2 separate regions of the Homo sapiens genome follow, and region 1 is linked to region 2. The links are chromatin loops, found by intact Hi-C in ENCODE. Cell type or tissue: Calu3. All regions are shown on one strand. Links, peaks and the distances in the headings refer to the core of each region. The heading gives the core; the rest is flanking DNA.

Region 1 (16,331 bases), core at 3,262-11,261, 300 kb before region 2:
CTATCAAAACAACACTAGAGCGCTTATGCTCCAGGGAGATTTGTATAGAATCTGACGCTTGTATCAGCTCTGAAAAAAACAACAAAATTACAGTCTGAGGTGATGCAAATGATATCCTTGGTGCATCTTCCCCATGCTCCTGCGAGGCTCTTGACAGCTGATGGTTGGATTAAACAAAAAGACCAGTAACTTATGACTATTAGCTCAAAGCAATCATCTCTCATTATTTCAATTACATGGGTAAATGCATGCAATCATGTATCAAATCACTTTTCCCTTTTGAAGAGGTTCTTTTCAGAGTAGGATTTCTGCCAGAAAAAATGTGCAAATATTTACACTGGTTTTTCATCCAACTGCACCTTTGTTTGGCAAAACCACCCTATGGCTACAATTCTGAGTGATATTTTGAAAAAGGGGGAAAAAAACAAAAAAGGGAATTGGAAATAGTATGCGGTTTTGGTGACTCATTAGCAGTCTGTAAAGGAGGCATCTTCCGTTACTTACTGCTACCTGACTTGTCAGTATGAATGTGGCTCCTATTCCCTAAATCACACTACCTGTGAATAGAGCTCCGCTGGCCAATTCAAGGCTCTTTAGGCAACTATGATTGATGACTCAGTGACTAGGAGAAAATTGCCTTCAATGAATTATTCATCAAGCTATCTCTTTGCTGTTAAAGTAGCTGACAGGAAAGTTCTGACACTGCCTAAGCACAATCCACTTACAAATCAGTTACAAGGAAATATTAAAAATAGCTCGGTTACAGCATACCAGCACAGTATCAAGTTGGGGCTTTTTTCTGTCTACATTGAGCATCACGGAGAACTTGAGCAGCTCTTCCCATTTAGCCATTGTGCTAATGGCAGTAAAGGCAGTGATTAGATAGAAAGCAATGTGATTTGTATTGGCTTTGAAACAATACACTGTTTTTAATAACACAAATCTCTAAATTTAAGGTAGACAGTTAATCAAGCAAATGGTAATATTTAAGCATCTTCCAAGAAAATAAATAAATACAGTTTGTGGAGGTTAATTTATCTTTGCCTTCCTGTTATTGAATTATTATGAACCTAGGAAAGGATCAAGCCCATATCTACTTAGGCATGTTGTATATTAATTTTTAATATGGAAATGATCAACATATAGCCGGGAAAACATGGCAAAAACATGGTAGCAAAACTTAGTAAAGGTAGTCATAAATAGTTATACAGCGTTCCTGCTTTCTTCAAAGTATTTTCTTTGCCATTCTTAAGATGAGTTATTTCCTGTTGACTCTGATCAAAATTCATAAATATGCCATACAAATTAGACAAGATATACTCCATTTCTAATAGAATTCTAATAGAGTTCTGTCTTGTTTGACTTCTCCCTTTTATATATTTAAGATCTGAGGTTTCATGGAGTTTTGACTCTTGAAAACAAGCTTGCTCTTAGCATAAAAATCAGAAGTCGTATTTTCAGTGACCTTTTTTGTATCACTATGTCAGTATGGAATTAACTGGTGTCATTCTATGGGTCAAAGAAAGTAGAACAGTAATAGGCTCATGCCTGTTAGAGACTGGAGAGCTGCAGATTTCCACATTTTCTACTCTAACCTTGACCTTATTGAGCATTAGCTCATTTTAAAAAGAACGTCTTTGCCTTGTACACAGGACTGTGACCCTGAAAGGATTAGACTTCACCCTGGAAACCCCTAATTCTGTTTGTTTGTTTTCGTATGGGCACATCTCCAACATCATTGCTGTCATTTTACAGATTATTTTAATAGTTGAAGTTTTAATTTAAGGCTTTAAAGAAATTTGTTTTTATTCTTGTAGCTTGTTCCTCCTCCCTCCCCAACCCCATCAGCTTTAGTCAGAGAATTCTATTCCTGTAAGACACTTATGTTTATTTCCCCGAAGAGCAGGGTGATTCTGAGCAACATGAGTCCCAGTTGCCAGAATGTTCTGACCTACACTAAAATCTGAAGTCATTCCCAAACTCATTTTGTTTTCTTCGTGCTGTATTAGTAGAGTTGATGAATAGATAGATTATAATGCATAAATTTTTGGCAAAATCTCAAGAAAATTTTATTAAATCATATTTAAATGGGGTTAGCTTGGCAAAGTCCCCTAATTAATTCACAATTTCCTGATTACCACCAGCAAATTATCAAAAACCTTTTATTTTTCCCACTTCCTAGAAAAAAATGTACTGACATTGTCAGTCAATCTATGTGAGATGATGTCCACGTTAGCTACTGCAAGAAGTTTGCATGTTATCCAGAGGTTCTTTAATAGGATGCACTTATCTTAAGAATATATTTAAGCTAAATTAGTATCAAAACTATTATCAGAGAACAGTTTTCCAGTGATTTTTTTTTCTTTAAAACTATAACTGAAAATACCATCCATTTTAAAAGCTTTAAAAGATTTAGACTCAACATTTCATTAGCAAGAATTGATATGAACTTATTTCTGTAATGAGATAGAATTCTTATTTAGGAAAAGTCCTGTTTCTGAGTTTGTTCTGATTTTTTTTTAAGAAAATGATGATTTCCGCTCTTATCTCTACCATCCCATAAACTGAGGTATAAGAGTTTGTAGTCTAAACCTAAATAACTGACTCCATTGCAGTTCTGGTATCTCAAACCATCTGCTGCTAAATATGAGTCCACTTAAAAAATTCAAGTAAAAAAAAGCCAATATAGTAATATTTTGAAAACATTTAGCATCATTTACTAAAAATGTGGATGAGGGAGCAAAAATACTTGAAGAATGTATTGAAAAGCAACGCATCTGTTTAATGGCTCTTTCACGAATCCCCATCAGTTTGGCATTGTGGAGAAAATCGCTACTAACAGCAGTTCTGCATGTATTAACATTTTGCCCTCTTTTCAGCAATGTTTGCTCACTGTTGTTTTACAGTAGGGTAATAATAATGCTTATCTTATGGAATATTTTTCTTTTACTTTTCAAAAAAATATATGTATTCTAAAGATAAATACATAAACACATATTCTAATAATAAATACAAAATATATACCATATATACAAAAATAAATATAGATACTTACATACATAAATACATAAATTTAACTAACCATAAATTTAACTTGCTAACAGTTCTTGCCATTACCTACCATTTAGATATTTCTTTGAGATTTAGATTTTTTTAAATACTGCTTTACAGCCAGACATTTTTTGGTTTTATTTTCCTCTAACATCTGCATTTTTACAAATGTGATATATAAGTGGCACAATTAATGCTGCACTTAATTGAAACATCTTTTTGTTTGTGAAATCTTGAAATCACATATTCCATTTTTTCTAGTGCATACTATTGACAAATATTTGAATCTATTAGTATTGCTAAATATGATTAACTTTGTGATTGAAGGTAGAATAAAAGAATTAAACCTATAGAGAAAACAAAGTATCATGTGTCCATAAACTTAATTAGTTTTGCTTCCTGACATTCTTATATTGCCTTTGTCCTAGTAAATGCTAATTTTTATTGTACTGAGCTCCCAGATATTAAGTATCTCAGAACCAGTGCTTTATGCATTTCTCCATTTTGACACTTTTGGGAAAAATGTGGTTTTGAACCTATTTCTCACCTCTTCTTTTTCTAATCTTATTCACCCCACACTCTATACCACGTCCCCCAAATACGACCAAATATTGACTGACAGCTTGAAAGTGCTAATCGAATCATTCCCAATTGTATGTATTCAATATGTTGGCTTTAAAAAAATTGGGAGCCCAAATCTTTCATCGAAGATCATTGCTCAATAGACAGACAGATTTTTAACCAGAGCAAATTCAAGTACAGCTTTCAGACCAGTCAAACCCAGGAGACAGGCAGGAGGTCTGCCCTTCCCCAGCCGTTCTTCTGTTTGCATTAGCTGTTCTTGCTCAGGCTCCATCGACCTGTCAGAGCCATCACAGTGATTGACTGCCCCGGCAGATGTGCTGCTATAACAGGTAACCTGATCATCCAGACCCATCTGTCTCTAAGTCCTCTTCAATTCACACTTTGAAAAATATTAGAGGTTGGGAGGGGTTGAATTCTTTGTGGGGATTTTTTAGAAAAGTAGGCTATCTGTATTTCACAAAAGGTTACCCTCCAGTGAGTGAATGGAAATGTATAGCATTTGAGCTCTTTAGTGAGATAAGCTGCTTCCAGGGCATCTTACTATCAACATTTTAAATTGGCCAACAAGATCTGGGGGAATTTGAAAACCTGATTTCCAAAACACCATCTCAAGTTAAGGACCAATTTAAAAGAATAGCCATGATAATAATAGAATGATGTTGCAAAGATAACAGTTTCCGTGTATGAGTGAGACAGATGGGCTGTCTGTGCATAGAGAGGAGGGGAATCTCATGCAATGGGAGCAGTCCCGTGTCTTCCCTTCAGTGCCCATAGCCTGGCAAATGTTGTGACATCATTAAGCTGAACTGCTGATTTCAGATGAGTCTGGAACAAGAATGGGCAGGGGTAACTCAAGCTTCACGCTGAAATGTACTTAACTAATTTACTGGTGTCACTGTTTCTGATAATTACTTTTCACCAAAATATTTTGCTGTGCTTGTGTGCAGAGAATTTCATTCTATAAGTCAACACGGTAAGTGTAGAGCTGCTCAGGATCTATCAACAGCTTCTATTAAGACAGAATATAACCTTGGTGGGATCGGTGGCTAACACTTTTCTATTTCTCAGTAAAGTCTATTGCCTACGCACTATCAAGGGGTGAACATTGGCTGAGAATGACATGGTTCAATATCTATGGGAAAGTAACATACTGTAGCAAGCACGACAAAGTAAAATGAACGACTACTAGCAAAAAAAGTGAACTTTTTTTTCAAATGAGACGAACAGAATTATACTAAGTGTGCACATAAATAACGATACCTGCAGAACCTAAAGAAATACATGAGCACATAGAAATATATGAATGAAGGCAAACATTCCTTAATAGAACTCATTTGCAATTCTTTCATAGGCTAGCCCTGTGAATGAGAATATGCCAATATTTATACTATTTCTCCAATTCAAAATGTTAACAATAAATACATTTCCCAAAGTGCTCTTTCTTGGCTAAAGAAGCTAAATTCTGTTCTGGGCATAGTTTACCACTTTTATCTACTGGTCAAATTCCTTGATTTGTTTTAAGGTCCTTCATGGAAATGAACATACTTTTTTCTTCAGGTAAGAAATAGAAAATATAACATTTTATTATTTTAAATTAGCAATAACTATTCTTTCATCCTTTTTGTGGCCTGAGGGAGGATCAGATTTGTTATTGATGTTGCTTGAAAAGGCAGAGATGGTTTGAGTAAAGCTATCGAGTGCTTCAAGGAGTTATTTATCATATAAAGATGTGGCTGATTAATTCAGTTTAACAGTGCCCACTCTTCTTCTCTGTTCCTATACTTCTAACCCAAAGTGAAAAAAGTCGCATATTTGAAACACAAATCTACCCAAAATTTAGAAAGAGCTGAGAACATGATGGCACAATTAGAAAAAAATATCAACACTGTCTTGGCAAAAAATATTTTTAAAAGAGTTCACCATTTTTTGTAATTAAAAAGTTAAAGGGGAAATTGTCACTATTTTAGTAGTGTTTGTCATTGTATACTGTGCAATTATTTGCTCTGAAGCCCTTATAGATGCAGTGGTATTTCTAAACCACACATATCTTCAGTACTTGCATGCCATGGATTCAGATCTGTAAGTATCCTGATATGGAACAAGAGATTCTTTTTTAAACTCTTGCATTTTCATCTACTTCACATCATATAACTCACATTCTTAAAAAACGACTGAAGATTTTCTTATTTCCATGTGGTTCCTGCTTTCTAAATTCTGTTGCTTGTTTTCTCCTTGGAGTTCTAAATGTTGCTTTAACATCTTTAGGTGTGATATAGATAGATTTAGAGTGATGTAGTTAGCAAGCCTCAAGCTGCAGCTTTTAAATACATTTGAAAATCTTCTTTTGGAGGAAAACAAGGCACTCTTATGGGAAAGTTACACTTTATTTTGGAGGTACCTCTTGCAACTTTTCATTCCAAAGGTGCTGAATTTACTATTGCTATCAACATGTATGTAATTAATCTTCCATCTCACAAACTTTTTCATGTGCAGCTCATCAAAGCTAGTTTATCCTTTGAACAGCTTAAATCCTAAATTTTAAAAAAGAGGGACTAAGGTCTATTTACCAAATCAAATTCAGTTGAATGTTTGAGAAAGTGTCCTTTTACATAAGGTTTATTCCATATGATGTGTTGATCTTCTGGAGCACAATTTGCCTCTGTGTTCTCCCATGTAACTATAGGCCTGCATTCATCTCAACCCTGCCCTTGTAACATTTTTTTTCAACTAATTACATCCATAGAAAGAGTTTTGTGTAAATATGGTTTTAGCAGTTTATAACAAGAAAAGTGGCTTTCACTTATTTTAAGTTCAAGTTCTGTATATTCAATTACTGTTAACAAGCACTCCACCTACTGGCTTACGTGATGCCAAGCAAGCAGTCCGTGATACGAAGCAAATCGGCAGTAGTAAAAGATATTTCCAAGTCTGCGATATGAACGGGACCTCAGCTTTATGATCATCAGCCAGGGTCAAGTGTGACTGAATTGCTGTTCACCAAGATTAGGATGATTCCTGGTATTTGTCTTGGCTAAGTGACAACCTAATCGTGAAGAAGATTTCCAACATCAGTTTGTCCTAAGAGGGTAGGATGGTTCACTGAGAGGTGGATTTTTGCAACCACAACAAAGAAGGGGGAAAATCACATTCCAGAGCATCAAAATACCTTTCATGCATATTTAGAACAAATAAATATCAGTACAAGCATAAGTATAAAAAGTACTTTTGTCCAAAAGAGTTCTTAAATAAAATAGGATATTTATTTTTATAATGAGTTAGAATTATAGACGTTGCATATGGTTATTTCTCATCCACCAATATGCCATTTTAAAAACTGTAATATTGCAGGAGCAACAGAAAAATATGTGCTTGAAAAATGTCTTTGACCATTGCTTCCTACCCTGTGAACTTTTTAGCGTAGTAGTCTTAGTAATGACTAATTATATGACAGACAAAGAGAGATTAGTATTAGGCATTATAGTGAAATCAAAAGAAATTGAACCAGCTCTATTCCACAATGTCAACATAATGTATAAATCATAACCTTCTGCCTACCCCACCCACCACTATCCATCTTGACATCTCTTTTTAAGGACAGCTTACTATGTAATTATGGCCACTGTGACTATATTATGGTATGTTTGAATGTGGCAATAAACAATATAGCAATTAATGTGAAATAATACAAGAGCAAATCAAGGCACACAGTCTAGATATTGAGGAAAAGCAGCAGGGACATTGAAAATAAAAGCTTAATGGGCTGTGGTGTGGAAATGCTTTTCCTAATATTGTCTCGGGGTGTTATTGTGAATAGAACTGAAAAAAATGTTGATGGGAAACTGTCTAACTATATAAAAGGTTTCTTGGGGTCAACTGTATTTTATCTCCAACTTTCCATCTTCTCCAGGATTAGTGAAGAATAATCATACACTTTCAATAGCATGGGAAGGTCTCCTGACTCCAGAAACTCTTGTAGTTTGCAGCTAAACCAGGATACAATATGGCACTAAGTAATAGAACCTATTCTGGGTTGATGAATGCTTGTGCACTGATGCTGGAATAGCTTTATAACTGCTTTAGTAAGAGCCCAGTAAAACTGCATCCCAGATGCATGAATTTCTCTTTTGGCTTTGCAGAGGAACTGTTCACAGTTAGGGGGGATAAATCAGTTCCATTAAGCATTTACCCCGCAAAACAGATATTGAGGAATCTTAGCACATGACGACACAACAAAATTTACCTGACCCTTCCAAGCTAAGGAAAACAAGACAGAAGGTCCTCTCGAGAGGCTGTATCATATATATGTTCTAAGCCTGTGCTGCCCATATGTTCAATAGGACTGTTGAATCTCAAAGTTATAATAATTTGCAACGAGGTGCCAGAACCAATTATTAAATATCATATGATCCAACAGAGATGAAATAAAAATATACAGGGTCGATTTTACTGGCTTTGACTATTATAAGGCATTTAAAGTACTTTGAATTTACAGTTTAACTTCAGGGTTGTATTAACGACATCCTTATGCTAGAATTTTGTTCTCAGCTGAATATGATAAGCTCAATGCAGATGGCATACTTTTCCAAGGACAAAGGGAGTCTTGGCCTTATCCTTTCTTTTTGATTTGTATATCAACTCAGGAAAAGGAGATATGCTATTATGATATCTTCCACTAATGTAAACCTTTATTCAAAAGCGCAAATGACAGCCAAAAGTACAATTCAAGTGAGAAAAAAGGTAGTGTGTGATAGTATCACAGAATGATACAATCTCAGCCAAATCGCTGCCTATAGTGTAGAAAAAGGAGACTCTTAGTCTTCAGTGTAAACAGTCATAATTTATTTACCATGACATCTCTAAAACACGAATGAATAAATGTTTTAAATACTGGTTCTGATCTCAATGCCAAGGCCAGTTCTTTCTCCCTGATTGCTGTGAATCTACCCTCAGCGAAATAAGAGATGCGGATTGGTGGTTTGCCACGAGTAAAGTGAGGTGCTCAGAAAACGAGGTTTGTTCTGCTACTATTATTTCAAAAGCACGAGTGAGGCATTCAGTCGAGTCTCCAGAATCAAAACAAGATTGTTCTACCTTAGTAACATGTTGCTGGAATGAAACCATGTCTTTGAATGGATTTTCTTGAGAATCAAATTTGAAAGGCAAGCTTTCTCTCCAATCTGAGCATAGTGTGTCTGCTGAGGCCTCAGTATGATCAGTTTAGGAGATTAAAGCCTGTCTTCCCTTGGTCAGGGGAGCATTGCAAGCACAGGACCATGTTTGTCTATGTATGTTTACAGCACCTGTCAGTTGATACATGAGAAACAAGAAGAGTAATGTAAACTGATCCCCTCTATTGCTGAATATTTAATGCAGTCCACTAGAAAGAAAAGCACAAACATTCTACTTTTCCAATGCTTGTCTTCCATGCCCTCTTCTAATATTCTCTTGGGAGAGGTGGGTTTCAATCCTGGTCAGGGCAAGTACCCATTTATTTCAGAATCCTCACTTTCTTGTCTCGGCTTCCTTCCTGGCTCCTAAAATGAAATTTATTTTATTTTAGCCACCTCTGAGCATACTTGTGTGTATATATTTTCAGGAAAATTGGATTTTCCATATAGATTTTTAAATCAGTTTTCAGATCAAGTTCAGAAATATGTAAATTGTTGTGTTGTTGGACCAGGCAGGAGTAGAACATATCCCTCAGATGAAGAGTAACCAATACTATAAAGTGATCTTAAATGAGAAAACTAGTGTGTAAGTCAATTAAAATGGCCAATAATGGGAAAACAAGTGCCCATTCCAAGAGCAATTGTAAGACATTTAACCCAAGGAAAGTTGCATTATACATTTTTATTAAATTGAGGCTATATTCACACTTATTGTGGTTTGAAATGTGAACCAATATTTTCTATCTTTGGTTTCCTTGCTTTAAGATCTCTTAATGTGCATAAGATGTAATTCATAATATCATATGACTGTTTTAAGTTTGCAAGTTACTGTCTCGAAAGTTATAATTTAATTTAAATTGACAAATGCCCATTAAACTATTATGCTCTCTCATAAAATCGTATCTGACCTGAGATTAATGTAACAAGACTCTGCAATTCCTAAGACACTTGATTCTTTGTCATTTTAACCTTATTTACAACACAACACAGTCAATTTTAAAGAGCACTATCATTTAGCACAATATAAAGTATTAGCTTTCAAAGATGTATTCAAATCCTATTTAAAGCTTAGCTCTGCTGTTTTTCAATAATCTTTATAATAAGGAAAAGAGAAAAAGATTAAAGTCCTAGTAACAAAAAAATACCCTTATGCCTACTCAAATCCTTCCTGAAAGACATGCAAAATGATATTAATAACTCTTAAAATAGTTTGTAGATAATCTGCAAATATAGATCTTGGGAGAGAGAAAGAAGAAAACTTCTGTAAATCTAAAATGCATGATAGGATCTGTAGAAAGGAACTCCAGCCACTTTCCAAATGGAGGTCTTCACATTGAGAGTGAGGATATTGCCACGTACAAATAAGAAAAAAACAGAAAATAACAGAAGAAAACAAAAGAAAATATAATAAAACTCTTGTCTGATCAATTACACTACTCTCATTGGGGAAGTGTTACACTCTGAAGTGGCAGCTTGGAAACTCCGACATATCTATATGCTAATTTCCTAACATCTGATTGTATTCCAGTTTTGATCTTGGCCACCCTGAAGGGTCTGACTTCCTTTCAAGCTATCAGTTTCATTCCTCCTGGCAGGTAATCCCCATGAACAAAAAGATTAATAAGTATAAAAAGGATTAGGATAAAACATAATAGAATTTCATGGAATTCTGCCATTTTGTGCCATTATATTTTGTTAATGTTAACAATAGATTTTGTATATTCAATACTTAACCCATGACAGACACAATGCTAAGTGCTTTTAGGACATTATCTCATTATATTCTCTCAGAAACCCTGCAAGTACATATATAGTTTGTTTGTTTGCTTTTTAGATGGAGTCTCACTTTGTCACCAAGCTGGAGTGTAGTGGCACGATCTTGGCTCACTGCAACCTCCTCCTCCCAGGTTCAAGTGATTCTCCTGCCTCAGCCTCCTGAGTAGCTGAGACTACAGGCTTGCGCCACCATACCCAGCTAATTTTTATATTTTTAGTAGACACAGGGTTTCACCACGTTGGCCAGGATTGTCTCGATCTCTTGACCTCGTGATCCACCCGCCTCCCAAAGTGCTGGGATTACAGGCCTGTGCCACCGCGCCCAGCCCCTGCAAGATATTTTTCTGTCTGTTTCTCAAATGAGGTAGTTGAGGCATAGGAAGGCTAAGGGAGTTGCTATAGGTCAAGTAGTGGCTTAGAGATTCCTGCATAAATATGCCTAAATCCCAGGTTCATACTCAGAACTCTACTCTGTTCCTTCTCTAAATTTCAGCCCTTAGAAATTAACCATTTAGTGTTGACATTGGAAATGCCACATGATGATGCAGGCACATGATTTACTTCCCAGCAATGGGAATGAAGTCACAATAGGACAACTTTTAAGTTTTGAAGATAAAATGAACTAGTGTTCATATGTAACATATGTAACATATAGAAGAGGTTCAAATGTGTTGCATATGATTATAATTATTATTATTAGTAACAAAGCCTCACAAAATGACATGGGTTTCAATTTTATAGTACATATATTGAAATCAGCTCAAGGGAAACATACAGTGTCCAGGAGAGGGAAAAAAAAGTTCAATGATGTTACCCCAAACAGTTCCTTTCATTTTGACTTCCACAGTTTCATCTTTGAGCTCAAGAGGACCATGTGATGTGATTCATCCTGGTTGAACTGATTGTGTAGTTAGGAAAACAGAAAGCAACACTCCCTTTTTGCTTCTACCAATAGCACACTCAAAGAGATGGAATTTGAAGCGTCATCTTTTAAATGAAACATTAAATTCAAGGACAAGGACTTATAATCCACTAAGATTTTCTTTAACAGAAAATAGTTGGTCTCAGTGTTTGTGCTTATGTAAATTAACCATCAAAAATTATCTAATTCTATTTCCCTGTGTGTGTGTCTCATCACTACTACAAAGAATGTGTGTATGTGATTTTTTTAAAAAAATTACATCTATGGTAAAATGACTAACATTTTATTAAAATAATGGTAGAAGTGACTGCCTAACATGGGTAAAGCAGAAGAGAATGAGATATTTCTACATTTTGGTAAAAGGGAAATTTGGGTCCTGAGTTTAACAGGTGATACAGAAACATAAACTTTTATTATAAATCATGTACTATAGTGATTTGGTAAGGTAAGGAGATGAGATGAATGATAGAAAAGTTGTAGAAATGGAAAATTTGTTGTTATTTCAAAAGTTGATTAGATAAGCAGTTATGAAAAATTAATTGTAGTAGTAGAGTATTTCCAGGCTGTAAAGAATGAATTGGTTCATGAGTGCCACCCCCTAGGAATTACAGGTTGTGTATTCAGTGATCACAGAGTATAGTGATTCACTGAAGGAAGACACTGTCATACCTGAGGTCATTGCAGACTTTTCTCAGTAACAAAAACATAATTGGTCCTGTATGTGATTAAGAGTTTTCTATAATTTCAATACACAGGTATTTTTAAAGATTGATTTAACTAATACCAGGATTTTAGCAAATTGAATTTAGATTTTCAAAATGTGTGTAATGATATTTTTGAAGTTTCAAATGTTTAGAAGAATCTTAGTCTAAGGGATAAATGTTATCCCTAACTGAACAAATTAAACATTTGTGGCATAAAAAATTTAAGATTAGAATTTACAAAGTTCAAACAAGAACCATTTTTTTCTGTACAAGACCAAATGAAGGCACATGCTACGTCACTACATGTACCAAAAATTCAAATTACCTAATATTCCTGAGAGCAATTATTTCTGTCAGTGACAGACTATTAACCAAGAATTTTGTTTTGATAAAATTTATACCAGATTGCCTTTTTTACAAAATTGAAGATATTATTAAAATGATTTTTCACTTCAATTTCCCTCCCCTTCTTAACCAAAAAAATAACAAACAATATAACCAAGAAATCACACTTGGATCATGATCTGTGTTGGACTAGCCCAATGTTTTCTGTGACTTGATCTGTATAAGTTATCAGTAACTAAAATGATTTGTTTGGAATTAAGAATTCACTTAATTGTCAGTAACTTTTTAAACTTAATGATTGCAAAATATTAAGAAAATGCTAAATACAGTAATAAATTGATACATATACTGCTTCTTAGGAGATTAATTCTTTTAACTCTGTGTGTGCCCATCAGGATTGTATGATTTCTTAAACCTCTATTAATTGAGTACACAAATAAGAATATGCAAAAGGTGCTCTTGCATTTACTAATAGTTGGCCTAGCTGTTGAAAAGTTGGTTGAAAAGTGAAAAATTCAAACAATTATCTCATCTCTATCTCTGTATCTACATCTCTCTAAACCAGATATTTGGGACACAAATAAACAATTTTAGCTACTTTGTTCTTCTGTGTAGCCAGTTACCTATTAGAGCAACACTAATTTAATCAATTCAGAATATTTTGCAAAGCTACAGGTGTAAATAGAGTAATAAATTGTGAATATTTTTTTAAAATACAGGAGCTGGGTAGTCATGGAAATTTAGACCACATATTTTTGCCATACTAAAACTCATTTGGTTTCATAGGTATGTCCTATATTTCTAAAAATAGGAAAACTTACAATCTTTAAAGGAGATACCGCATTATATAAGGCTTTTAGTTAACTTCACACTGACAAATTAATAAACATATTGTCAATATACTTTAAAGAAAAAGTTAAGTCAATATTATATCTTCCACACAAGTCCATATTATGAGAACTTACCAATATGTATGCGTACACTGGTACCTGGCTTAAAGTCTGTCATTTAGCTGAGACTCATGCTGAATTAATAAATAAATAAATACATGTAATTATGTAACTGCATGTACACACATTTCTTAAATTTATAATTAATGTTTAGATACTCATCATGGGCACATATCCAGGGAGCCAAACTAAAGTTTTTGACATTAACAATCTCATACATTGTTAAATAATTATGGTCTGCTGGAAAATAAAGAATAAGCATAATTATTTCTCGTTTTAAATAATTAATTTGATTGACAAAATGATACTTTATCCAGAGAGCCAACATAGGTAGCATTCTATTTGAAAAAAAAAAAAAGAAAGAAAGAAAGAAAGAAAGAAAAAAGTTGTAACCTATTCCTACTCCTAGTCCTTAACCTAAAACTAGCATAATGCTCCAGTGGATCAATTTGTCTTACTGTTACTTTGGTTACATAAAAGGTAATCAACGTACTTTAATTTCAAAGACTGGGCTCCCTGGAAAAAAATTAATTAAAAATATCATTTTCAATGCCATTTAATTTATGAGATTTGACTGTCCAGCTATTCTACAGTTGTGTTTTGTTTTTACTCAATGGATTGAATGTTGTGTTTTATTTTCAACAGATGTGACTTTCAGTGCACTGGAGAGCAATTTATGCATTTGGCTTAGAATTTTAAATGAATATACACTCTAATGATTTGCCCAATATAAGTGGTCACTTTAAAAAGTAGTACTGAAAGCAAGAAAAATTACTTAAAGGATCAGTTACATCTAAAATGATGAAATCAATAACAATATTTTCTCTGTGATTCTTTCTCTCTGATAAGCAAAATCATTGCTTAAAAGCCGCATTAAAATTTAATCACAATCTGTGTGCTTTAGTAATTGATAATTTCTGGACAGCTGTCTTCTGCTTTGTTTAAGTCTTGTGTTCCTTGTGTTTAAGTTATGCCTTTTAATAACTGAATTAAGTATGTTTGGTTTTAAAATCAATTATTAAAATATGATCATATTTTATCATCTTCCAATAGTGGCTTATGGTTTTATATTCCTGTACAACAGTGTTAAAACTGGGGTGAAAACCTCATGAGTGGTTAAATTACTAGAAACTTATATAAATTATACAATCATGTTTTGACCTTAATATATTTTTTCAAATTAAATATGAATAGATAACAATTTGTGTTAATGATCTTAAAATAAGTACTTTAGTTTTAGACTGCGAGCTAGAATCTTCTCTAACTCAGCTTTCTTTAACTTGTGCCTAGTATTTTGTGTGCCATATATTGAATAATAAAAATGTATGTCAAATGATTTCCTAAAGAATTCTTAAAAATATTTTCTTAGATACTTTAAAAAAATCTTAAATTAACTCTAAGAACTATCTCAGCCATGGCAATAGAATGTATACGACATCCTCAATATTTAAAGGGATAGATGATCACTTGTTAAGTATCATTACTTCATTTAGCACAGATTATGTAACAGCCAGTTCAGCAATTATTGCTATTCCATAGTTCCTCCCTCTGTGTGTTTCAAAGGAAAGGAATAAAGAAAGATTATCTTTCAAAGTACTTCCTCTGATTACATCCCTACTCTCTAATCACCTAACACAACTGCCCAGACTTGAAGTGATAATGTCATATTTATTATAGGGTGACTATTTAAGGATCAATATATTCGAAGTTAAACTATGCATTTAAATTTTGAAGGCTAAAATAGCTGACACAGTGATCATATTATATAGCCTTGTGGTAAAATATTTTTTATTATGTTATTTTAAGGTACTCAACTAAATCAATAAGGTTAACTGCATTTGCCAGCATTAGGACCAATAAAATTTGTATCTATTCAATAGCATAATTTATGTGTTCATATTTACTTTTGACTTTGCATGAGATGCTAATTAATTCAATACTTCTGCAGAAACTAATAAATAAGTAATAATTAGATAAACACATTGCAAAAACATAATTTGAAAGGAGCAGATTGAAGTGGCTTGGAAATATAAGTAGCCATATAGTATGTCAATTAAGAGAAAAGCTGAAATATTCCAAATATGTCCACAGTATGTCCAAATATGTCTGCAATATGTCCAAATATATGCACAATATTGCAAAATTTAAAATAGTGCATATTTTAACATATATAGAAAAAGGAGCATGGACCTTCAGGGTGGTTATCTGAAAAATAAAAAAAAATTATTCCTAATGTCAATTCAAAGGTATAATTTACATGAAATTTAATTTATAAGTCAAAATACGTTATTTACATAACATATATTTTGATATATATAAATTATGTAAGACGGGAAAATTATTCAACCATAAGCGGGTACTTGATTCCCTTAAATAAGATTGCTTGTTTGGGGAGTGAAGGGTATTGGAATAAGCGTGTCTTAAAATGCTGTGGCAAGGCCATGTGTTCATATGCCTCATTTTGAACAGAGAAAATGTATCATAAAGCAATGTAAGGATGTGTGTTAGAAAGCATGCAGCAAATGAAGTTTCGTTTCCCTTGAAAGTAGAATCTCCATAAGTTACTAATGTCAGGGTTGTTGTTATCTTTATTTTCACATCATCATTTTTTTCAGTGTTCTATATTCCAGTTTGTTATGTTTAAATGTTCAGGAACTAAAACTGCTTTTACAAAATAACCCTAGAAAACTATAAAAATCACAAATCCTTCCAGGGAATTAATCTGAAGTAAAATCATTTTAACACACTATTTTTTCTCCCAGTAATTTTCAAAAGCATTTTTTTCTAAGATCAGATTTTGACACTATCCTTTTTTTTTCACACTATGATG
Region 2 (16,331 bases), core at 3,541-11,540:
TCCATACATCCTCTGAAATCTAGGCAGACATTCCCAAATCTCAATTCTTGAATTCTGTGCACTCTCATGCTCAACTCCTAGAAGCTGCCAAGGTTTGGGGCTTGCACCTTCTGAAATCACACCTGAGCTTTACCTTGGCCTCTTTTAGCCATGGCCAGAGCAGCTAGGACACAAGGCACCAAGTCCCTAGGCTGCACAGAGCAGGGGGACCCTGTGCCCAGCCTATAAAACCATTTTTTTCCTCCTAGGCCTACTGGGCCTGAGATGCAAGGGGCTGCTGAGAAGGTCTCTGACACGCTGTGGTGACATTTTCCCCATTGTCTTGGCAATTAACATTTGGCTCCCCGTTACTTATGCAAATTTCTACAGCTGGCTTGAATTTCTTCTCAGAAAATAGGTTTTTATTTTCTATTGCATCATCAGTCAGCAAATTTTCTGAACTTTTATGCTCTGTTTCCCTTTTAAAACCTAATGCTTTTAACAGTACCCAAGTCACCTCTTAAATGCTTGGCTGCTTAGAAATTTCTTTCGCCAAATACCCTAAATCATCTCCCTCAAGGTTCCACAAATCTCTAGAGCAGGAGAAAATGTTGCCAGTCTCTTTGCTGAAACATAGCAAGAGTCACCTTTATTCCAGTTCCCAACAAGTTCCTCATCTCCATCCGAGACCACGTCAGCCTGGACTTTATTGTCCATATCACTATCAGCATTTTGATCAAAGCCATTCGACAAGTCTCTAGGAAGTTCCAAACTTTCCCACATTTTCCTGTCTTCTTCTGAGCCCTCCAAACCATTCCAGCCTCTGCCTGTACCCAGTTCCATAGTTGCTTCCACATTTTCAGCACCACCCCACTTTACTGGTACCAATTTACTGTATTCGTCCATTTTCATGCTGCTGATAAAGACATACGTGAGACTGGGTAATTTATAAAGAAAAGAGATTTAATGGACTCACAGTTTCATATGGCTGGAGAGGCCTCACAATCATGGCAGAAGGGATAAAGCACATCTTACATGACAGCAGATAAGAGACAGAGTGAGAGCCAAGTGAAAGGGGAAACCCCTTATAAAACCATCAGATCTCATGAGATGTATTCACTACCATGAGAACAGTATGGAGGCAACCACCCCCATGATTCAACTATCTCCCACTGGGTTCCTCCCGCAACATGTGGGAATTATGGGAGCTACAATTCAAAATGAGATTTGGATGAAGACACAGCCAAACCATATAGCTGATTAACTCAGTATAGAACTTAAAGTACTATTAAGTCATATTTTTTAAAAAATAATGCAATGGTTAGTCAGAAAACAAGTACTTTGGAAAACAAATTCTGGTTTTAAATATGTTCTTAATGAATAGGCTTTGATACACACACGCACGCATGCACACATGCATGCATGCACTAATATGCATGCAAAAATATTTGGATAAGGATAAAGACAAGAATAGATAGACAAAAAGGTATTCTCCCAGAGGATTTTCTGGCCTGAGTGCAACTGAGGAAGACTTTGTATTATATATATATAGAAGGAAGAAAAAATGACTTAAAAAAATCTCTGATATTTCAGTTTCCCTGGAGGAATATAGAAATGTATATTAGATATACTTATATGCGGAAGAATTTTAAAAATTGCCCTGTGATTTTTAAGATATAACACTTGAGAAAGGGTCTATAATACCTATATATTAATGTAATTTTTGCGTTTTTGTCTTGGCTTTTAAAATTGTTATGGCTACATAATAGCTGTACAATTTATGGAGTACATGTAATATTTTGATACAAGCATCCAATGTACAATGATCAAATCAGGGTAATTCAGATACACATAACCTCAATCCTTCATAATTTATTTGAGAAATATACCAAATCAACTACTGTAGATATTTTGAAATGTACAATAAATTATTGATACCTATAGTTGAATTATCATGCTGCCAAACAGTAGATCTTATCCCTACTACCTAATTGGGGTTTTTTTTTGAACCCATTAACCATCTCATCTTTATGCAAAACCTCCCCACTATCCTTCCCAGCCTTTGGTAACCACCATTCTATTCTCTACCTCCATGAGACCATTTCTTTTTTTGCTCCCACATAGGAGTGAGAACATGCAAAATTTGCCTTTCTTTGCCTAGCTTATTTTAGTTAACATAATGTCCTCCAGTTCCATTCATGTTGTTGCAAGTGATAGGATTTAATTCTTCTTTATGGCTGAATAATATTACATTTTGTATATGTGCCACATTTCCTTTATCCATTCACCTATTTATTGATTGACACTTAGGTTGATTTCATATCTTGGCTATTGTAAATAGTGCTGCAATAGACATGGAAGTACACGTATCTCTTTGACATACTGATTTTCTTTCTTTTGGATATATACCCAACAGTAGGACTGCTGGGTCATGTGGTAGTTCTATTTTTAGTGTTTTTTTTTTTTTTTTTTGAACCTTCATACTTTTTTCACAGTGGCTATGCTAATTTATATTCCCACCATAAGTTTACCTTGGTGCCCCTTTCTCTGCATCTTCATTAGCATTTGTTATTTCTTGCCTTTTTGATAAAAGCCACGGCTATTTGTACGTATTCTTCTGAGAATGTCTATTCAAGACTTTTGCCCATTTTTAAATCAGATATTTGTTTTTCTGCTACTGAGTTGTTTGAATTCCTTATATAGTTTGGTTATTAATCCCTTGTCAGCTGAATAGTTTGCTAATATTTTCTCCCATTCTGCAAGTTGTCTCCTCGCTTTGTTGATTGTTTCTAAGTTTGTGTGTGCATGTGTTTGCTTTTGCTCTGGTGAAGATTTTTAACTTGATGTGATCTCATTTGTCCATTTTTTACTTTGAATGCCTGTGCTTTTGAGGTGTTACTCGAGAAATCTTTGCCCAGACTAATGCCTTGAATATTGCCCCAATGTTTTCCTCTAGCTGATTTAGATCTTATCTTTTAGTTTTAGACCTTATCTTTAAGTCTTTAATGCATTTTTATTTCATTTTTGTACATGGTGAGGGATAAGGGTCTAGTTCCACTGGCTTTTTTTTTTTTTTTTTTTTTTTTGAAACGGAGTCTGGCTCTGTCGCCCAGGCTGGAGTGCAGTGGCGCAATCTCGGCTCACTGCAAGCTCCGCCTCCCCAGTTCACGCCATTCTCCTGCCTCAGCCTCCTGGTTCCACTGGCTTTTATACAAACTGACTTCTCTGGACGTTACTGTCCTTATTAATAAAATGAAGTGTTTTGGTTAGATCATGTTATTAGTCAGGTTAGGCTATGTATGCTGTAGTGGTAATCTAATTCCTAAATATCCTAACACAACAAATATTCATATCTTGCACATGTCTAATACTGGTCTGCAAATGTTTTACTGCATTTAGTCAATCAGTGACCCAGATATGGAAAGCCTTGTTGTATTGAGATACCACCATCTCGGTAACATGCTTCAAGGGCCACCATGATAGAGAAAAATACTGATCAAGGGGCTCATAGCTTTTCACTTCCTTGGCCAGAATGTGACATACATCCCTCCAACCATAGCCAATTGGTCAGAACTGTTCTCATGGTCCCAACCCATTGCAAGGGTACATGAGAAATTTAAAGGTGTATGTACAATATTATGTGACCATTTCTATATCTGCCACACTCTCAAATTTCTCAACAAGGATTGTAAAATTTGTGATTCTTTAGTTATAAAGTCTGGCATTTACTGACTACTTCCTACTTATCAGGCAATTTACATATGTTAAAACTTACTACCTAGAATGATCTACCAAAACAGGCAATGTTATCCCAGTTTCATAGATGAAAAACGGTTTTAGAGAAAACCATATTCCCAACAATTATTGGAGCTAACCTCTGAATCCAGGGCTATTTAACCCAAATAACTGTTTCTCCAAGTTTTACTGTCTTTCATGAGTATGATATAATGAAAATGGTTTTCAAAAGCTTGTGCTTTAGCATAAGTAGGAAAACAAATCTGAAATGTGTTTTAATTATGTTAAAATGCCTGAAGGAAATTGTATTGTTTTCCTGTAAAAAGACTGCAGGTTATCTAAAATATAACCTCTCTTTACTTTTGATTGAAATTAAATAAAATCACATGATGACAATGATTATCTGATGTTTATTAAAAACTCTAATAGCCCATTACTTGTTTTTGCTGAAAAAATTATAAATTATTAGATAAACTGGGTAAAAATTACATAAAGATATAAGTTGGGTGTTATTGGGATAGACTGAATAATCATGAAGAGTTTTGTAGTTCCAGGATTCCCAAATTGCATAAAACACAGTGTTGGTCCATATTTGCATCTTCTTTGTTCTTGAGGATTAAATATGATCGCGTTAGCTCTCCTAATGTTTTGTTTATATGGCACCAACTCGGCAGTTATTTGAAAGCCCCAGGTGATTGAATGAAATTTTCCCTTTGCATTTGAAGTTTTCACATCAATTAATGCAATAAGAAAGTCATTGATTTAATTAATAATCACGGAAAATTCTTCTGCCTTGCCACCTCTAAATTTATCCTCAGTTAAAGAAATGGTTTCATTTATTTATTTAACTATATTCACTGAGTACCTACTGCATGCCCACCACCGTGCTAGGACTGGGGTTTCAAAGATGAATACATCAGAGGCCTTGCTTTTAAAGGGCTCAAGATATCATGAGTAAAAATATTTTAGCATTTGCTTCAGTTTATTTATTTCCCCTTAACTGAGCCCCATACCATTCTCTTTCTAGTAATTTAATTTGCCTATTTCTTAATATAACTAAGATTTTCATTATTTTATTAAGACATTTGTGCCCGTATTCTCTAAATGGCACCTGTTTTCAAAATACTTAGGAATATTAATTAGCTTGTTTTTCAGCACAAAGGAGAAAATCATGTTTTAAAAATGCAATTACCCTTTATCAGTTGAAATAATAGGATTTATTTTAAATATTTGTTTTTCAATGGTATACAAACAAATGCTAGAAACAAAATATAAGTAGTTTTTTCAGCTGATATTATTTTTTAGGATCTCAATATTTTGGAGAAATGAGTTCCTCACATCTAAAATTTATAAATACGTGCCGGTTTTCATTTGATGCAAACTTCTAAAAAACAACCAATTTTCTGGAGCAGAATTAATATAAAAGAAAAATTTTAGAGACTGTCTTTTTCATCTTTTCATTTTTAATTAATTAATTATTCTTAGTTTGCTTCTGAGAATTGGAAATGCCTTTCAGTATTTTCAAATGTAGAAAAAACGTAGAGTTAATCCATAAATGCCCTCTTGTGACAATCTCCAAAAATGCAACTGCCTTTTCCTTCATTTGCTACACTTTTCCTTTTTTTCTAAAACAATTTCATATATCCAAAGTGTAACAGTTTTGATTTAAAAAAATCAGTTTTATATTTTATCTGATGAAACTAACTCATCTATTTTTAATAAGCTATGGGGTGTATTGCAATTTAGACAGAAAAACGTGTGACAATACTATTTCTTCTGGCTTAGGAAAGACTTTCCTTCTACTGTCACTGATCTCCACTTTGGTGGTGTAAGTACATGGTGGAGTACATGGTGAGGGAGTTTGTAGATGTGAAAAGATTCTTTTTCAATCTTTTCTTGAAAACTTCCAGAGTCATAGAACATTTTCCAGTGAGATAGTTAAATATAATAAACACATTGAATTAGCCCTAGTCATTCCTTCACAATTATTGATAATTTTAATAAATGATCTCAGTTATATTGTGTAGTCATCTTTGGAGTTCCCAGAAGCAAATGTTAATTTTAAATTTTAAAATAAAACCAACAATTACTAAAGCAGTCCAATGACTTGCCCAGAGTAAAAAGTGAGTGCATCACTGTATGATCCATGGGCCAACACTGACTTTCTATGGGTTTTAAACATACATGTATTCAGAAGGCGGAAGACAGCAAAGCTTTTCAAAGGGCACTTGGTGTATATTTCTTAAAGTTTATTTCTGAACCTTTGCTTTATGCCAAGAATATCTAACTTTCTCTGGTTTTAGAACACAAAAAGAATGTTGAAGACTGTTTTCTTTTCAAAATTTAGGTTAAAACAGCTTTCCATGAAGAAATAAATCTTAAAATTTTTCTTAAGAAGATGCTATAATGTAGAACTATGAAAATAGCCAGACCTATGTTTGGACAAGTAGTTACTAGATTTAAAAATTACACACACACACACACACACACACACACATCAGTTTCTTTTTCTGAAAAAGGAGAGCAATAGTAACCTAATTACAGAGCTTTAGTGAGATTTACATGATATTTGTATAGCCCTTGCCCTTAGTAGAAGCTTAACACTATAGCCATTATTATTTGTAAAAAGTTTATGGCCCAGCGCTGTGGCTCACGCCCATAATCCCAGCACTTTGAAAGGCCGAAGCGGGCGAATCACGAGGTCAGGAGTTCAAGACTAACCTGGCCAATAAGGTAAAACCGCCCCCTGCTAAAAATACAAAAAATTAGCTGGGCATGGTGGTGCACACCTGTAATCCCAGCTACTCAGGAGGCTGAGGCAGGAGAATCACTTGAACCCGGGAGGCGGAGGTTGCAGTGAGCCGAGGTCATGCCACTGCACTCCAGCCTGGGCAACAGTGCAAGACTCCATTTCAAAAAAACAAAAAAAAAGTTTAAATTTGTGATATGGACTAAAAAAAAATGCCATCTGACTTCATTTTGTGGCTAAGATGGCCACACATCAGTAACTATTCATTACTTCATCACTTTATGTCCCTCAGATTTTAAAATACTATAATTATATAAACATGTTTAATGTTTATAGCATATGGAAATAAAAAAATCAATAATGTCAATATTATTTATACTTATTTTGTTAACTTAAATAATTTGCTTGAACGTAATTCTCTTGATAATAAAACCTGCCAATAAGTAACAGAGTTCCACAAATTTTTTCCTCTGGCTGATAGAATCTTTCGGTTACAAAGTCTTCTGATAACCAACAGAGGGTGAAAGAGGTGTAGAGAATACAAATCAGTGATCTATGATAGAACTCAGAGACATCCTGTAAACCCAGCTGCTCAGGAGGCTGAGGCAGAAGAATCGCTTGAACCCAGGAGACAGAGGTTGCAGTGAGCCCAGATCACGCCATTGCACTCCAGCCTGAGCGACACAGTGAGACTCCCTCTCAAAAAAAAAAGAAAAGAACTCGGAGACATCCTACACAAAGAAAGACTGTAGAGAAAGCAGGGAACAGGGATGTTTGCCATTGTTATATTCAGGATGGAAATCATGGGAGCAATGGAACCTGAATTTCCCACCACTTTTGAAATGGACACAATATATTTTGGAGAGCTACCAATGAAATCAGATTTTCTATTTTAGGAGCCCTGGCAAATAATCGTGTCATTTAATTTCACAAACACAAATGAATTACAAACCAGAGTGCAGGATGATACCAAAAACTGAATATCGATTATGATATTTGAAAAGGTTCCCCTATCCCAAGTGTAGCATTTGATGTCCCCCTTTCCCTCACCTTCCTTCCTTACTTTATTACCATTTTTATACATTTTACTTCCTAAATATACCTTGAATCTTCCCATTTATCTCCACGTTTGCCAATACTACCCTATTAAATATAACATCATCTTCCATGTGGATTACTGAAAGAGCCTCCAAATTAGTATTTCTGAATCCAGTCTCTTCCCTACTACTACCACTTCTCTCCCAGCACCACCACCAAACACACACGCTGAGTTCTGCCTCCAAACTACAGTCAGGGTTATATTTTGAAAACACAAATATGATGAAATAGAACACGACTTTGGAACCTTCAATGATTTTCCATCACACATAGGATAAAGTGCCTAATCCTAACTGCCTAAATTATCTACCCGACCTTCCATGTCTACTTCTCCAATCTTGTGTCTATCTACTCTTCCCAGCAAATCGTGGGCTACACTGGCCTCTGTCTAGTCCCCCAAATACCTTAAATTATTTTCTGTTACTGGGATTTCCCACACATTTTTCTTCTACCACCTGTTGCCTAATGTCTATTCGTCTGATCTCAGCTCAAACATCACTTCCGGAGAATAGCCCTGCTATCCTCAGAACAAGTGTACAATGTGTGCTATAAAATAACGTACTCTGGTTCATTTCCTCCAAGCAACTTATAATAGTTTATACTTAAATGTTTATTTGATGGTCCATTGATAAGTACCTATTATTGGTCTCATTAGACTGTATTCTCCTTCAGACTGGATCTACTTGCTCACCACTATAATTGCAGGGCCTAGAACAGGGCCTGACACATAATTGATGCTCAATAAATTAATAGCTTTTTTCTTTCTGCTAGAAAAATCATTCTGTGTTTAATCTTTCTTCAGGATAAATATGTATCCTACACAATATTTTTATTTTCCCCCTCTTCTTCGCAATTCCAAACCAATCAGCTATGCTTGCCAAACAACTAGACTGTCTTAATGCAACGCTGCCACCTGTTGGCTCCTCTCTGCCTCAACATTTCTCTCCATCTCCTTTGCAGGGAATCAGGCCCCTGGTGCACATTCCTCACCTTTCTTCCTTATTTAGTCAAACACATAATTAAGTGTCTCTTATATGTACACACACATCCTTCTAAACTTCCTATTTATTCTATTTCAACTTTTCTTCACTCATTCAGGAAACATTCTCCACTGCCTTTGTTTTTCCTCTTTCTCCCTCCTCCTCTTCCTGTCAGCTTTTTCCTCCTCCTTCTTCTTTTTTGTTATAGTATTTCTGTAGAAAAAATATATCTAAAGTTCCAGAAATTTGCCTTCCAAATTTTAGCTTGGAATTATTTATAAGATAGAACTTTCTAAAAGACATTGGGCTTACAGAACCAAATTGGCCTATATTTGTCCCATTAACATTCCTGAAAAAACTTAAATTATAGGATTGTATGCTAATTTTATGGTAATATTATCTTCTGCATCTGTTTTAGGGATAAAGTTAAACAGATAACTTGAGCAAGCATATAATCTCAATGAATTAATGCTGTTTTTAAGTAATGGTTGACCATTGTACATATACGGTATTATATTAAGTGAAATAATTTATTGTGAGTTTAAAAACAGGAAAATAAAATAAAATGAATATGAAAAAGGTAAAAAGAGAATGTTTGTTTTATAATTTTCAAAGTAGATTTATTACTTCTTCATCTCAATCATACTGTACTTAATGTTGCAAGTTTGTGATTATAAAATAAAATAATTAACTATATGTAGAAAGACTCTAAAGCAACAGAAAATTTTGAATTATGAGCCATATTTAAGTTACGATCTTGAATAAATCATCTAATCTTTCTGTAATTACATATAAGACTCATAAAGCTAGATACTAATTCGAGTGGAAACTTACCTGTGTAATGTGGAGATTTCACAATTTCATTGAGGAAACTTGACAATGAAGAAAATGTATTTTAAATAACTCCTAAATGTCAAAATTAATTGTATTAAAATTATTTTGTATGAGTATTGATTATTTGGCTACTTTAGCATGAGATATTACATTATTCTCTATTTCTTGAAAACTTTAATACATAATCAATTGGATATTATTTAAAGTTTTACATAGGCTGACAGTTCAATAAAGCAATTATGACTAAAATTACTTTCACATTTACAACACGAAAACTAAGAAGAGGAATTACATTTTTTTCTAAATGTATTATACAAAGTTAATTAAGTATTTTTATAAAATTAATAAATATTTTAACACAAGATGCAGCAAACCTTTCATAAGGAAAACTCTCCTACCATTGAATTCAATTCAATTTGTCAAACATTTAATGAGCAATGACTTAATACTATGAAGAATACACAAATCAGGAAGACAAAATCCCCACTCTTCTGGAGCATGAGCAAACCAAGCAGGAAAATTAGACATCTATTTTCAAACCAAAAGGAAATGAGGAAAGACACTAATTGTTTTACAACTATTAATCTTGCAGAAGTAAGAGAACCTACCTTTCAAGATATAATAAACTCTTTTGTGAGGCCATCAGTCTAGCCATTCCTCATATGTCAAATTCGAAATAATTATTGATTGCTTCGAGTGACATCATTATAATACTTTTTTAAATGTTTTAGCATAAGAGTTATAAACAGACTGGGTGCTATGGCTCATGACTGTAATCCCAGAGCTTTGGAAGGCTGAAGTGGGAGGATCGTTTCAGTCCAGGAGTTGAAGACCAGCCTGGGCAAAATAGTGAGAACCTGTCTCTATAAAACATTTTTTAACGGTGGCTCACGCCTGTAATACCAGCATTTTGGGAGGCTAAGGTGGATGGATCATGAGGTCAGGAGATCCAGACCATCCTGGCTAACACGGTGAAACCCTGTCTCCACTAAAAATACAAAAAATTAGCTGGGCGTGGTGGCGGGTCCCTGTAGTCCCAGCTACTCCAGAGGCTGAGGCAGGAGAATGGCGTGAACTTGGGAGGCGGAGCTTGCAGTGAGCCGAAATCGCACCACTGCACTCCAGCCTGGGCGACAGAGTGAGACTCCCTCTCAAAACAAAAACAACAACAACAACAAAAATCTTTTAAATGAGTGATAAACAATTTGGAAAAATGACCAGTAAAATAGTCCTGAAGGTACTCAGAGTGGATTTATAGCAAATGTATGTTAATCTTGATTAATTGACGAATGAGAAAATGTTATTATGGTAATTTTTTTGCAAATCCAGTTCTAGGTCAGGTGTGGTAGCTCACGCCTGCAATCCCGGTACTTTGGGAGGCGGAGGCCCGCAGATCTCTTACCTCCAGGTTTTTTTTGAGACGGAGTCTCGCTCTGTCACCCGGGCTGGAATGCAGTGGCACGATCTTGGCTCACCGCAACCTCCGCCTTCCAGGTTCAAGTGATTCTCTTGCCTCAGCCTCACGAGTAGCTGGGGGATTACAGGCAGGCACCGCCATGCCCAGCTAATTTGTGTATTTTTAGTAGAGACGGGGTTTCACCATGTTAGCCACGATGGTCTGGATCTCCTGACCTCGTGATCCGCCCACCTCGGCCTCCCAAAGTGCTGGGATTACAGGCGTGAGCCACCGCGCCCGCTGACGGCCAGGAGTTCTATACCAGCCTGGCCAACACGGCAAAACCCCGTCTCTACTAAAACTACAAAAAAATTAGCCAGGCGTCGTGGCACGCGCCTGTAATCCCATCTACTCAGAAGGCTGAGACAGGAGAATCGCTTGAATCCAGGAGGCAGAGGCTGCAGTGAGGAGAGATCACACCACTGCACTCCAGCCTAGGCGACAGAACAAGAGTCTGTCTCGAAAAAAATTTAAAATTTTTTTTTTAAATTTTAAATCCAGTTCTGGCGTAAGTCGCCTCGATTTCATATTGTTCATGAAAATATTTGATTTTTGCAAAATAGGGAGCAGTCAACAGAGACAGAGTTCTTCACAAAACTATTTTATTTATATGCCTAAATATTATTTTTCTATAGTATTATTCAAATTTGAGATTGTATATTTTTCCTTTCTTCTTTTGTGAGACAGGGTCTCACTCTGTCTCCCAGGCTGGAGTGCAGTGGCGGGATCACTGCTCACTGCAGCCTCTGTCTCCCGGGTTCAAGCGATTCTCCTGCCTCAGCCTCCCCAGTAGCTGAGATTACAGACACGCACCACCACGCCCGGCTAGCTTCTGTGTTTTTTTGCAGAGACAGGGTTTCGCCATGTTGCCCAGGCTGTTCTCCAACTCCTGAGCTCAATCGATCCGCCCACCTTGGCCTCCCAAAGTGCTGGGATTACAGGCGTGAGCCACCACGCCCTGCCAATATTTTCCTTTACTACTTTTTTTTCCCTCCATAAGAGTATTTTTGAAGCATAAGAGCTTTTCTCTTATACTGGGATGTTAAAAACAAAACAAACAAATAAAAATTCTTGTTGGACTGGCTGAAACATAAGATTCCATAAGTAAAAAGTCCAGTCTGCCGATATGATTAATGCTTTTATAATACTGCTATGAAATGCGGCTACTTATTAATTTGACCAAAAGTTAAAAAGAGATGACTCAAAATATTCATACTGCGTGTTTGAACAATCTTAGCATCAACTTGGAGAAACTTCTGTCTGCAACAAGTTCTTTTTAAGTCAACCTAAAGAATTACTTAAGATAACTATTTATAGTTCAAATATGTCTAAATAAAGCATTTTATATACTAATTATATCCATAAAAGTGTGGGCTTCATGGGCTGTACTATGTTCCCTTATATCATGTGAGTTAAGATTAGAAAACAATATCCCAGGACTAGATCTTTTAAAATACTCTAATTACTAAAATAGTTAGAAATAAGTTAATAAATCATTGTGGCATTATTCACAATAGCCAAGATATGGAATCAACTTAAGCATCTATCAGTAAATAAATGGATAAACAAAACGCTGTATATAATCACAATGGAGTACTAGTTAGCACTAAAAAATAAGTCCTGTTATTTGCTACAACATGCGTGAAACTAGAGGACATTAAGTGAAATAAGCCAGGAACAGAAAAACAAATACTGCCTGATCACACATATATGTGGAATCCAAAAAAGTTAACTCGTTGCAAAAGAGTAGAATGGTGGTCTCCAGCAGCTTGTCTTGGAAGGTGTTAAGGAGATGTTGGTCAGAGGATACAAAATTTCAGTTAGAGAGAAGGAAGAAGTTCAGGAGTTCTACTGTACAATATAGTACAATATATTGACAATAGTTAATTTCAATGAATCATACAAGTGTATTCTTGAAAATTACTAAAACAATAGATAGATGCATATTGTGTTCTCCCAACAAAAATTAAGTGAGGTAGTACATATGGTAATTAGCTTGATTGAGCCATTTCATTATGTGTACATATTTCAAAATATACATAATAAATACATATAATTTTTATTTGTGAATTTAAACAGGAAATTATGTAATAACCAGTAATTGTGCATCTATTAATGGAAAAAAATCTAATAATATTACAGATAACTTCTAAAACATTATAGCTTGTATATTAATTTAATATCTTTCTCACTTAATTAGGAAATATTATTCATTTAGAAGGGAAAATAAATAAGAAAAACAAGACACGGATCTGTTTTTGCCCAGAAAACAGCAGATCCCAAATCATGTCACTATCTTTAGCACTTACGTATCTCTAATTCTATTCCCATAATGTATTAGGTCATTTGTTCTTTATTTTGACTTTTTAAAGTTTATCATTTGCATCACATTACATATTTCATGTTAAATAAATTGCAACAATAAGTTATATCTCAGGTTAAAATATCTTTTGATATATATGTATGTATATACACATATATGTGGATATATATGTATGTATATACACATATATGTGGATATATATGTATGTATATACACATATATGTGGATATATATGTATGTATATACACATATATGTGGATATATATGTATGTATATACACATATATGTGGATATATATGTATGTATATACACATATATGTGGATATATATGTATGTATATACACATATATGTGGATATATATGTATGTATATACACATATATGTGGATATATATGTGTATATATATAGAGAGAGAGAGAGAGAGAAAGAGAGCACTCTGGCCTTGAGTATACTTGGCCTTCATAACTTCTGTATTGATAATACCAGCAGAGGAAGAATAGTTAACTTGGTTGTGGGGTATAATATATGCAAACATAATAAATCATTTTTTCTCCAATTTTGTATTTTTTTTTTCATGGTCATGTAGGTACAACAGTAGTTTCCTTTGCTCTTAAAATTAAATGTGGATTTTGGAAAACATTATGGGAAAATAATAATTCACTAGGACAATATTAAATATAAAATATGTAGTTTTATTTATCAAGAGAAGATGACGTATTAAGTAGCAGAAAAATAGATACATATATAGGTATATGTATGTGTGTGTATATATATTTCCCAGTTTATAACCTAATTTTCTATATTGATTTTTGATAGAGAAAAAAAGACATTGATTCTAAGAACTTTGGAATCATTGAAGGCTTTTGGAGGGAGGAATGGACAGCAATAAAACTGTTAAGATCAAAATGATTTAAAATTTCAGGTGCTATACACCTTAAGATAATTTTTTATTTAACCAAAATCACAGTAATATGTATCATATTATTTATAGTAAGTCTAATCAGTGAATCTCATTATAAAGCTACCCATAATTTAGTGTACTTAAAACATAAATGTGGTGTCATTTAACTGCTGACAAAACAGTTTTATTGACAGAAATAGCTTGAGTTAAAAGAAGGATCTTGAGAAGTTTACAGTTTTATTTTTTTCAAGCACCACAAACTAATAAGCAAAAACATATGAATTAGATAAAATACTTCATTAAGTTACTTTTATTGGGTAAGTCAATGTGATATGATTACATTTTAGAGACATTTAATTCTTCATCATATAAAATCACATTGATGTTTGGTTATATTTTCTCTTCTGGTGATGTAGCCATTCAAACTATTTTACTCATATCAAAGCAGAGATATTATGAAGTTAAAACTAAAGTCATTTTCATCAAAGCTAATCATAAATTTTATTTTCTTAAGTGTCTCCTAGAGTATTCATATTGCAGGTCTATAAAGGAGACTCTTAAAAGTACTCTCTGGTCTTGGGTTCTAATTAGAAAGAATCCCATCAAACGTGGGAGCATTGATGTGATGATAGTCAGGAGAGCAAAAACAAAAACACTCACATTTGGTTCATGAAGCTTTGGATGAACCCATTGAACACTGATATTTTAGGAAAGTATTTCTTACTGTTGAAAGTATAATTGGCCATTCATTACTTAGATGGCCAGCTTCACAGTGGTTTGCACCCATTTGTATAACTTAAGTAAATGCATAAATGCTTCCTTTGAAATGACATAAAACCTAAATCATTCCATAAACTAATAAATGATAGTTGCTCGCTATCTTGTACACAGTTAGCTTTTTATTGGTTAAAAAAATGTAAGTGAACATCACAGATGCAAAATGTTTGTTGTTAAGAATGTGTGTTTACAGGTGTGGAATACCCTAAGGATGGGTAGAACTGATACCCTGCTGCAGGTGCAGACTTTAATAAACAGGAACTTGTCTTTCCTCTAATCACTTCTCTCCTTTATCATGCTTTTGGATTATCTCAATTCACATTAAGTATCACTTGTGCATAAAGCATATACAGTGTACTATATTTATTTAGGTATACATGTGACTAGATCTTCTATGAATAAAACCCAAAATGCATTCACATGAGAAAATGGAGTGGTTTAATTTAAATATTTTAGGAGTGCTAGAATACTAATAAACATCTGGAAGAACAGATAAAACTAGATAAATGTTTAGCCTTGTTATGAGTAACACACTAGCATACGATTAGGTTTATAATGGTTGTAATTTAACAAAACTGTTGTATGAAATATTTTGTTTAGCATTCATTAAAAACTGTTAATGCACTTGTGTTTTTCATGGACTAAATTTTTTGCAGCAGACGCACGTTATTAGTATAATACAAATATGCTAAAAAGCAAACAGTTTGGTGTTAAAATGTTTTAAGTAGAATTGTGAAAAGAAATTTTACATCAATCTTTATTTTTTTTCATTTTTACAGGGAAAATTTTACCACAAATTCCATATTTTAATGATATTATACCAACTCTATTTTTTAAACTCATTTTGTCACTGTTTTGTAACAGAAACACTGTAAATATTATAGATGTGGTAAACTATTATACTTGTTTTCTTATAAATGAAATGATCTGTGCCAACACTGACAAAATGAATTAATGTGTTACTAAGGCAACAGCCACATTACATGCTTTCTCTTTCACAGTAGGCAGCAGAGCATATGGTTTTCTCTTAATGGAACGCTAGCTTCTCATTAACATACCAGTAGCAGTGTCAGAACTTACAAACCAGCATAACAGGGAGATGGAAAAACTTATAAATTAGACCCTTTCAGTACTATTGAGAAGGAAATGACTGATGTTCTAAGGTACAATATTTAGCTAATACTGTGCCCTTTTCTGCACCTTCTTTCCACAAAAAGAAACTTTTTTCTTATAATAAATATAAATATAAATATTGAAGTGCAAGTAATTTTTACCCTGCTTCTAAGAGTGATTGGCACCCTGATTTTGATAACTCTTCTTAAAAATAATATTTCATTGCCTTTTTGCTCACAGTATGTTTCAAACAGCTGTATTTTCACCATTCTGTTTCAATACAGAGAAGCAGTTGAAATACAAAACTAATTTTCTTATCTTCCTAAAAGAGGAAATCCGTAAGGTAAACACAAAACGAACATGGGAAGGAAACCCTTTATTTTCTG

Evidence for each region. Hi-C counts contacts between places; a loop is a spot of excess contacts. Peaks named below come from ENCODE experiments on the same cell type or tissue, not always from the same donor. Only the 100,000 strongest peaks of a DNase experiment are listed, where the experiment ranks them.
Region 1: it touches region 2 in a loop (3-fold over the local background); 8 of 110 quality-filtered maps call a loop at or near these places.

Annotation. Positions count from the first base shown.
Region 1 is chr14:29,216,367-29,232,697 of GRCh38, forward strand. The region is part of intron 6 of LOC102724934 (a long non-coding RNA gene); the gene reads right to left. Among named protein-coding and RNA genes, the nearest start is that of LINC02326, 160 kb to the left of the region's middle. RefSeq lists an enhancer at 1-1,172. In Calu3, for the core only: a CTCF peak has its summit at 6,497; no DNase peak of the experiment used is centred there.
Region 2 is chr14:29,513,250-29,529,580 of GRCh38, forward strand. No RefSeq gene overlaps it. Among named protein-coding and RNA genes, the nearest start is that of PRKD1, 410 kb to the right of the region's middle. In Calu3, for the core only: a CTCF peak has its summit at 8,450 (motif pointing left); a DNase peak (open chromatin) is centred at 8,492.